Linked DNA regions of Homo sapiens: region 2 is linked to region 1. Evidence: chromatin contacts called from ENCODE Hi-C or POLR2A ChIA-PET data. All regions are on one chromosome and are shown on one strand. The core of a region is the stretch at or near the end of the contact, and the rest is flanking DNA. Distances in the headings are between cores, read along the strand shown. Region 1 has its middle 25 kb from the start of GRHL3. Region 2 overlaps GRHL3 (grainyhead like transcription factor 3).

The links. Hi-C counts contacts between places; a loop is a spot of excess contacts on that map. ChIA-PET counts read pairs that join two places held with the same protein, here RNA polymerase II (POLR2A). Pooled maps may share reads with other maps.
Region 2: a map of CD8-positive, alpha-beta T cell shows a loop between it and region 1 (9-fold over the local background). The contact joins two enhancer-like sites. A Hi-C loop is called at or near these places in 3 of 168 maps with a recorded cell type or tissue (CD8-positive, alpha-beta T cell, MCF 10A and PC-9) and 2 of 50 pooled maps. POLR2A ChIA-PET finds 5 or more read pairs at or near these places in 7 of 52 experiments (AG04450, HCT116, HEK293 and 4 more).

The regions. Positions count from the first base shown.
Region 1 is chr1:24,292,049-24,295,698 of GRCh38, reverse strand. No RefSeq gene overlaps it. Among named protein-coding and RNA genes, the nearest start is that of GRHL3, 25 kb to the left of the region's middle. Within about 2 kb of position 1,643, at least 17 of the 41 ENCODE cell types and tissues checked have a DNase peak (open chromatin) inside an H3K27ac peak, as active enhancers do.
Region 2 is chr1:24,328,312-24,331,961 of GRCh38, reverse strand. It overlaps GRHL3 (grainyhead like transcription factor 3), which reads right to left. Exons shown (of 16, transcript NM_198173.3): 2 at 350-536. Among named protein-coding and RNA genes, the nearest start is that of GRHL3-AS1, 8.1 kb to the right of the region's middle. Within about 2 kb of position 1,646, at least 2 of the 41 ENCODE cell types and tissues checked have a DNase peak (open chromatin) inside an H3K27ac peak, as active enhancers do.

The sequences.
Region 1 (3,650 bases), core at 394-2,893:
TGTTGTTGTCAACCGTGACTTTATCCCCTCACTCCAGGCCTTCCCTCAGCCACCTCAGCTGGAGAGGCCTTGAGGCTGAGGAAAAAGTGCCTTCCAGGAAAGCAACTGCACACATTTACCTCAGAAAATAGGAAGCCCCCAAGAGCAGTGAATGAAACATTACTTTGCTGTCTTTGGAGGCCAATTTCCAGGTCTCTCCATTTTAAAATGAATGCAGATACAAAATCTCCTCAGTCCCCTGTAGCCGCGTGTGTCGTGTTTGTCCCCTTGGGACAGAAAATGGTGAGCTTATGTCCTGTGGTGAGCAAGAGCCCCCCTTGACCTGAAGTAGCTTCCATCCGTCCCTCAGCCTCCCCCTTTTCCTTTCCAGTAAAGAAACCCAGTTGCCTGGTACAGTGTCAGACTTTGCAAGGCTGTTAACGACCTATAAAAGTCCAAAGACAGACTACTCCAGAAGGAGGAATCACTGACTAAGGAAATCCTGAATGCCCTAAGCCTGCTCATTAACAAGAGGCGAATAATAACAGCCAAAGTGGAGAAGCTCATAAATTACCCAAGGAAGCCCAACGAAGTTGGGGGGTGGGGCCTGACCAATGGAATCCAGGGTTCACTTCTGGGGTTAATGGAATCCTGGCTGGTCCCTGGGATTGCCCAAGGCCAGGCGTGGTGTTTCCTTCCTGCCTTGCTGGGAGAGGTGTGGAAGTTTGAGGGAGGTGATTATTGCAGAGTCACCAGCAAATCAGGGCGATACTTGCTCTGGGCCACAGAGGGAAGTGGGTCACGCACTGGAGAGTATTAGAACTCCAAGCTTTGTCTTGGCGATGTGCTCCCAGATAAGTAAACAACATCCCTCCCTTTCCCTCCCCCTACTGGGCATCTTCCACTCCCAGTCATTTATCACAGGCTGAAGAAAACACATTATTAAAAAGAAAAAGGAAAGGCGGGGAGGAAGACCTAGGACTTCTCAAACCCCTTTCCTTCCAAGAGCTCCAGGCTCCATGCTATGATCACTATGAGCTTCCCGGACGGGCTTCCACACCCCCAGCAAACTGGGGGATGAGTTTAATTTGCTTTCCATTAAAGCTCCTGCTACTTACTAAAGATTTCACAACGTAATGGCTCAGTATAAGCAAAATGGAAGCCCCAGGCATGACTCAGCCCACCTTTTCATGACTCAGGATCTGGAAGAAATTGGAGAATGTATGATCAAATCTCGCCTGTGGCACATCCAGTACGAAGAGGTTTCCCAATGCCCTGATGTTTGTGTCTGTGTAGACGGTGATTTCATCACTCCACCAATAAAGCCTAACAGTACCAACAACAGCAAAAGAATATGGTAGCTGACCCTTATGGAGCCTTATCCATCCCAGGCATTAATAGACACACACGTTTCCTCCTCCGGCCCTCATGCTAAACTCAAGAGGAAACCTAGGCTCAGAGAGGTGACGTGACTGCCCAGATCGCACAGGGTGAGAGCCATGGCCAAACTCGGGGCCCAGTTCCCTAACTGTAGGACTACAACCACATTTTGGTGCCATATTTGATACAAACTCAGGTAGAGGTTAAGATCACGGGCCAAAGAGCCAGAAAGTCCTTGGAGACTGTCTTGGCCGCATACTTTAGGGTGAGTCACTTTGCCTTCCTGAGTCTCACCTGTAAGATGGGGGAAATAATACCGTTTGTGAGGATTAAATGAGATTCTTCACATAAAACGCTTAGCACACTTGTAATAAGTTGTCTGTAACTGTAGGTTGCCATGGACTGGGAGTGCCGGCTTCTGGGGGCACCCAGGTGGGAGGGTTTGGGGAGGGCCCCAGCAGGGCCCTTAGAGGAGCCGCAGAAAGCAGCGTTTGCCATTTCCACAATTTCGATGAAACCCATAATTATAACCCCTCCTGCCACCCCTGGCCCTGGGGCAGTGATAGAATCTTGCTGCTTTCGGGGTCAGGCCTAATCACCACATGGATGGGCAGGCACAGGGTGCTGTGGGAGATGGGTGGGGGACAGGTGGGAGAGGGCACTTGTGTCTGAGTCAGGCAGCAGGACACACCCAGAACTGCACCGTGGCGCACCCACCCAAATGCAGAAGCTGCTGCGGCCCCTTTCACAGGAGATCGCAGAGTGAGATTGCAAGGCCTAGAATTTCTGCCCAGGTTTTTTTCCCTCCTCCCACCCTAGGAGCACATATGTAACATGCTGAATTTGAGCCAAAGTCATATTAAATAACAGCTCCTCTGAATTGAGTTCTTACCGTATACCAGGCCCTAGGCTGGACACGTTTTATTTATATTCTAATTTAATCCTCACAACAGCCCCATGGGATGGTATCAGTTGGGTACACATATGTAGCAGTTACTATGTGCCAGGCACTGTTTTAAGCATTTCACGTCTATGACTATCCACGCCTATGAGGGGAGTACTATTATTTCTCCCTTTTTACAGCTGGAGAAACCAAGGCACATAGAGTGAAGTAATCTGCTCAAGGTCACAGGGCTAGAAAATGAGGGAGCCAGGTCTCAAAGCAGGGCAACTGGACCTGTGCACACACTTAACTTCTACATTACAAGCCTTCTCTACCCCACGAGCTACTGTTATTATCCCCATTTGGCAGATGAGCAAACTGAGGCTCAGAGACCAGAGCCAGGATCTGGCGCCAAGACCCATGCTCAAATCGTTATACCAGACTGGCCTACACTCTGACTGCAGTGCGTCTTTTTTTTTCTTTTTTTTTTTTTTTTTTTTTGAGATGAAGTCTCGCTCTGTCGCCCAAGCTGGAGTGCAGTGGCGCAATCTTGGCTCGCTGCAATCTCCGCCTCCCGGGTTCAAGCAATTCTCCTGCCTCAGCCTCCCGAGTAGCTGGGACTGCAGGTGCGCACCACCATGCTGGACTAATTTTTTTGTATTTTCAGTAGAGACAGCGTTTCATTATGTTGGCCAGGCTAGTCTCAAACTCCTGATCTCATGATCTGCCCGCCTTAGCCTCCCAAAGTGCTGGGATTACAGGCATCAGCCACCGCGCCCGGCCAGTGGGTCTTTTTTCAGTAGGACATGAATGATGTGATTTAAGGAAAAGAGAGGGGCAGAGAGCCCCAGTGCCTAGAAATAACCACAGCCAGTAGCCCTTACACCTGTAAGTGTTACTTTTCTTCTCATTTTATGTATGAAAAAAATTAAGTCCAGAGAGGTGAGGTCCCTGTCCTGCCAGGGAGCAACCGGGCTGAGGCTTGAACCCCTGACTCCTGAGCCAAAGCCCCAGTGTGTCTCTTCTTCCAGGCAAGGTGTCTGAAATTCCACTCTAAGAAATTCATTATTTGGGTCCTGAAAGTGTTTGGCCTTCAAATCATTTAAAAAGAATTTGTTGAGCAGCGACCTTATTCCAGATGTTGTGCTGAGTCAGGGGTTTTCACACTGTGTTTGAGGCCTAGAAGCTCTGAGACAGCGTCCCTGGTGGGTCTGAGATGCTCACACAGGTGGGGCTGCCCCCAGTCCCCTTCCCCATTCTGCCAAGAACTGCTTTCTTATATCTGTTTTATTTTGAGATACGTATAGATTTTGCTTTTGAAGAGAGAGTTCCACAACTAAACATGCTTTAAAATCACTGTATTTGGTCCTGGGGACGTAGAGGTGGTCTGTCATGTCCCAGCTTCAAA
Region 2 (3,650 bases), core at 397-2,896, 36 kb before region 1:
TCCTCTAGGAGCTTAGTCTCGTGCAGAAGATGGAAGAAATAAATGTGTAAACAGCAAGCCTCTAAGCATTCTTGATGGCATCAAGGACGACGATGGTGGTTGCTGAGGGCACCCAGACAAGAAAGCCTCCTCTCCAGTGAATGAATGAAGTGACATTTAAGCTGAGACCCCAAGTTGAGAGTAGGGGTTAGCCATGGGAAAGGGAGGGTGCCAGGCAGAGGGAACAGCATTGTGCAAAGGCCCAGAGATGAGGGGCTGGGGTGGTCATGGTGGGCTGCTGAGCCATGAGGCCTGAAGTGAAGACACCCATTCAGTCAAAACGGGGCATGTCCAGAGGGGGTAGACGTACCATGTAGTAATCATAGAGGAAGCTCAAGGCCGCAACACTGTCATCATCTCCATTGACTCTCATCATGGCCTTTGTGGCAGCTGTCAACGGGTTTTCTAGGTACGTCTTCCAGGCCTCATCCTCACTAGTGTAAGAGAATTTCTGCAAGTTGACTGGGTCGTTCTTTAGCAGCCGCACAGACCTGAAACTGAATGCAAGTAAGGAGAGTCAAATTTAGGCTATCCCAGAGGAAGGTCCGTGAATGGGCAGCCGCAGGCCAACGCCCAGGAATTCAGAGTTATTAGCTTTGAAAACATGAAACTGCCTCTTCTGCCACCATTAGGCAGTGTGGGGCAGCAGAATGGACACAAACTCTGGAGCTGGATCGATTCCAAATGTTGCCATGTAGAAGCTGTTGACCTGGGCCTTAGTTCCCTCTTCCACAGCATGAAGGCCATCATCCTGATCTTCAAGACTACAGAGTGGATTCAATAAAATACTTTCATAGTGCGTACTTATTCAAAGAGAATTCGTGTAATGAATGGGAAATGCCAATGATAAGCTGCAATGTGATACGAATAAAATTTCCAGATAACCCATCATGAGTTCTACTGAAGAAGTTGTCCTCAAGACTGTGAAAGGCACAGAAGGCGTAGATCATTTCAAGTCTGGGAGAAAGCGTGGTCTATGACAGAGAGAGCCAGGGCGAGGAAGCCCTTAGGCAGAACCTGGTCTGGGAAATGGCATTTCAGGCCAATTTTATTGTAGAGTTTTGAGCAGTTGCTCAGAAGCCAGGAACTGGAGTTGAAGGCTGCAGGGCACACAGAGGCAGGAAGGACCCGGGTACTGGTGCTGAGAAGCTTGGACAAATACAAGGCATTATCTCGCTCAAGAGACAAGCCACAAGGGCTCAAAGGAAAGAGATCAGGAAAGGCTTTCTGGAGCAGGCAGACATTTTAGTTGGGGAAACTCAGCACTGGGGATTATTTCACTCAGCAATGTGGGGAAGGAGCAGGGACCTAACAGAAAAATAAGAATGGAAAAATAATAGCTACTCTTTATTGAACACTGGCCATGCGTTAGGCACTAGCTAAGCACATTTCATAAATTACCATGTTACTTGAAACAACCCTGCAAGGCAGATACTATTATTATTCCTATTATACAGTGGAGGAAACTGAAGCTCAGATAAGTTGAGAGTTGTCCAAGGTCCCAGTAAGTGAGTGGCCCAGAGGGGATTCAAGCTCCTTCAGGGTGATGCAATGGTACAGAATAATGTCCTCAAACTTTAGCTGCATGAGAATGACTTGGAAGGCTTGTTAAAACATAGATCGCTTTCACAGCAGGGTGACTACAGCAAAGAACAATGTAGTGTATACTTCAGGATATCTAGAAGAGTAGATTTTTAATGTTATCATCCCAAAGAAATGATAAATATTTAAAGTGATAAATATGGCAATTATCCTGATTTGGTCATTATACAATGTAAAGGTGCACTGAAATCTCACACTGTACTCTATAAATATGTACAATTATTATATGTCCATTATTTTAAAATTAATTTAAAAACACACAGATTGTTGGGCCCCACCCCTGGAGTGTCTGATTCACTGGCTCTGGGTGGCTGAGAATGTACATTTCTAGCGATTTCCCTGGTGCTGCTGATTCTGGTAGTCTGGGGACCACATTTTGAAGAATCACTGGTTATTGCACATGCTCTTAACCACAAACAAAGGCATAGAAGCAGAAAAGTTCTAGTTGTGTTCAATTTAGAGCAAAGAGTGTATGAAGATGGGGTGGTCCAGGCTATGAAGAGAGAGCCCCAGAGATGAAGTGGGCACTGGCTGGTCTCCTGGTTTCCCAGTGCCTCCCTTTCTACATGGGCCAGGCAGAATCTCCCATGTTAGGGACCTAAGAACAATGCCAGCTGCCATTTACGATAATGCATATGAATGTTCTCTGTTCGTTAGGCCGTGCTTCTTACAAGGACACTACAAGGTAAGGATCATTTGCTTCGTCTGTTAAGATAAAGGAACCTGAGTCTTGCAGAGAACGAGAAAATGTCCAAGATCATCCAGCTGGTCCGTGAGACAACCAGGATTTCAACTCAGCCTTATCGAGCACAAAGGCACACACTTGCCACGCAGCCACACTGCTTTTCCGTTGATGCAGGGGTGCAGTCTTTATCACAGCAGAAAAATGTGTTTGTGGTAAAACTGTGGCACAGTGGCAGACTAGTGGGTGGGCAGAGACCCCTGTAATCAGGTGCATGAAGTACCCTCCTGCTGCCAGGCCACTAGGGCCCATATCCTCAGACTGCAGTGGGAACAGCAGGCCAGGCCATACCTCAGCATACAGGAGGCGGCAGCTCTCCCAGCGGCTTCATCCAGGACAGTGTCTCCCATCCCACCAGGCCCCAAGGTGTGAGGAGCTGGGCTCTGAGAGGAAGGGAGGTGGAGCTGTCACGCAGGAAAGAGAAATGACAGAAACTTTCCTGTTCTAGGGGTGCGGAGAGCGGGAGGCACACCCTGAGTTTCTGTTGCTATAAATCAAGGGGCCTCAAGGAGAGGTGAGAAGAGGCCCCTCCTCATTGCTTCCTGGGCCTGGGGTTTAGAAGAATTTACTGAGCAAGTCCAGGGTGGCCACCCTCACTGTCTGCCCAGCCCGGAGCTAATGGAAACTCCCAACCAACGAGGCATGGGAAAAGCAGGGAAATGCCTGACTGATCCCACCCCCTGGATCAACAGGGACCACCAGTGCTTAGCACTGTTCCTCATTTGTAAACGAGTCTAATAAAAGCACCCACCAAATAATATCATGAGGATAACGCATCAGCACAAGAAAATGCTTAAAACTCTGACTGGCACAAAACAAGTGTGTAATTCATGCAAGCCATCACTGTGTTCCAGGTCAGCTTGGGGCAAGACATCAAGGGGTTGCAAAGTGGTAGAAGACATGGTTACTCTGCAAGTCAGTGGCAGGTCTGGGCCTGGAGCCCCAATCTGCTGACTCTAGGGGTTGACCATTATCAGCTTTGATGCTGTGAGTTACCTTACCCTTTAAAAAAGATAAATTTTAGAAGACAACGATAAAGTGACACCGAAACAAAAGAACAGACAATGTCTGCTATTCACCTGGGTGGGTCTCTTGGCCTATAAGGTCTCCAATCTATCTTGTTGGTATCCCAAAGTCTGATTCCTTGATAAACAGCAGCTTCTGTACTTTAAACACTTACCACTGGCAAACATAGTGCCATCTGTTTTTGTGTGTCATCTCATCTACTCCACACAACAGCCCTGAGAGATAGGAATTATCATCTCCT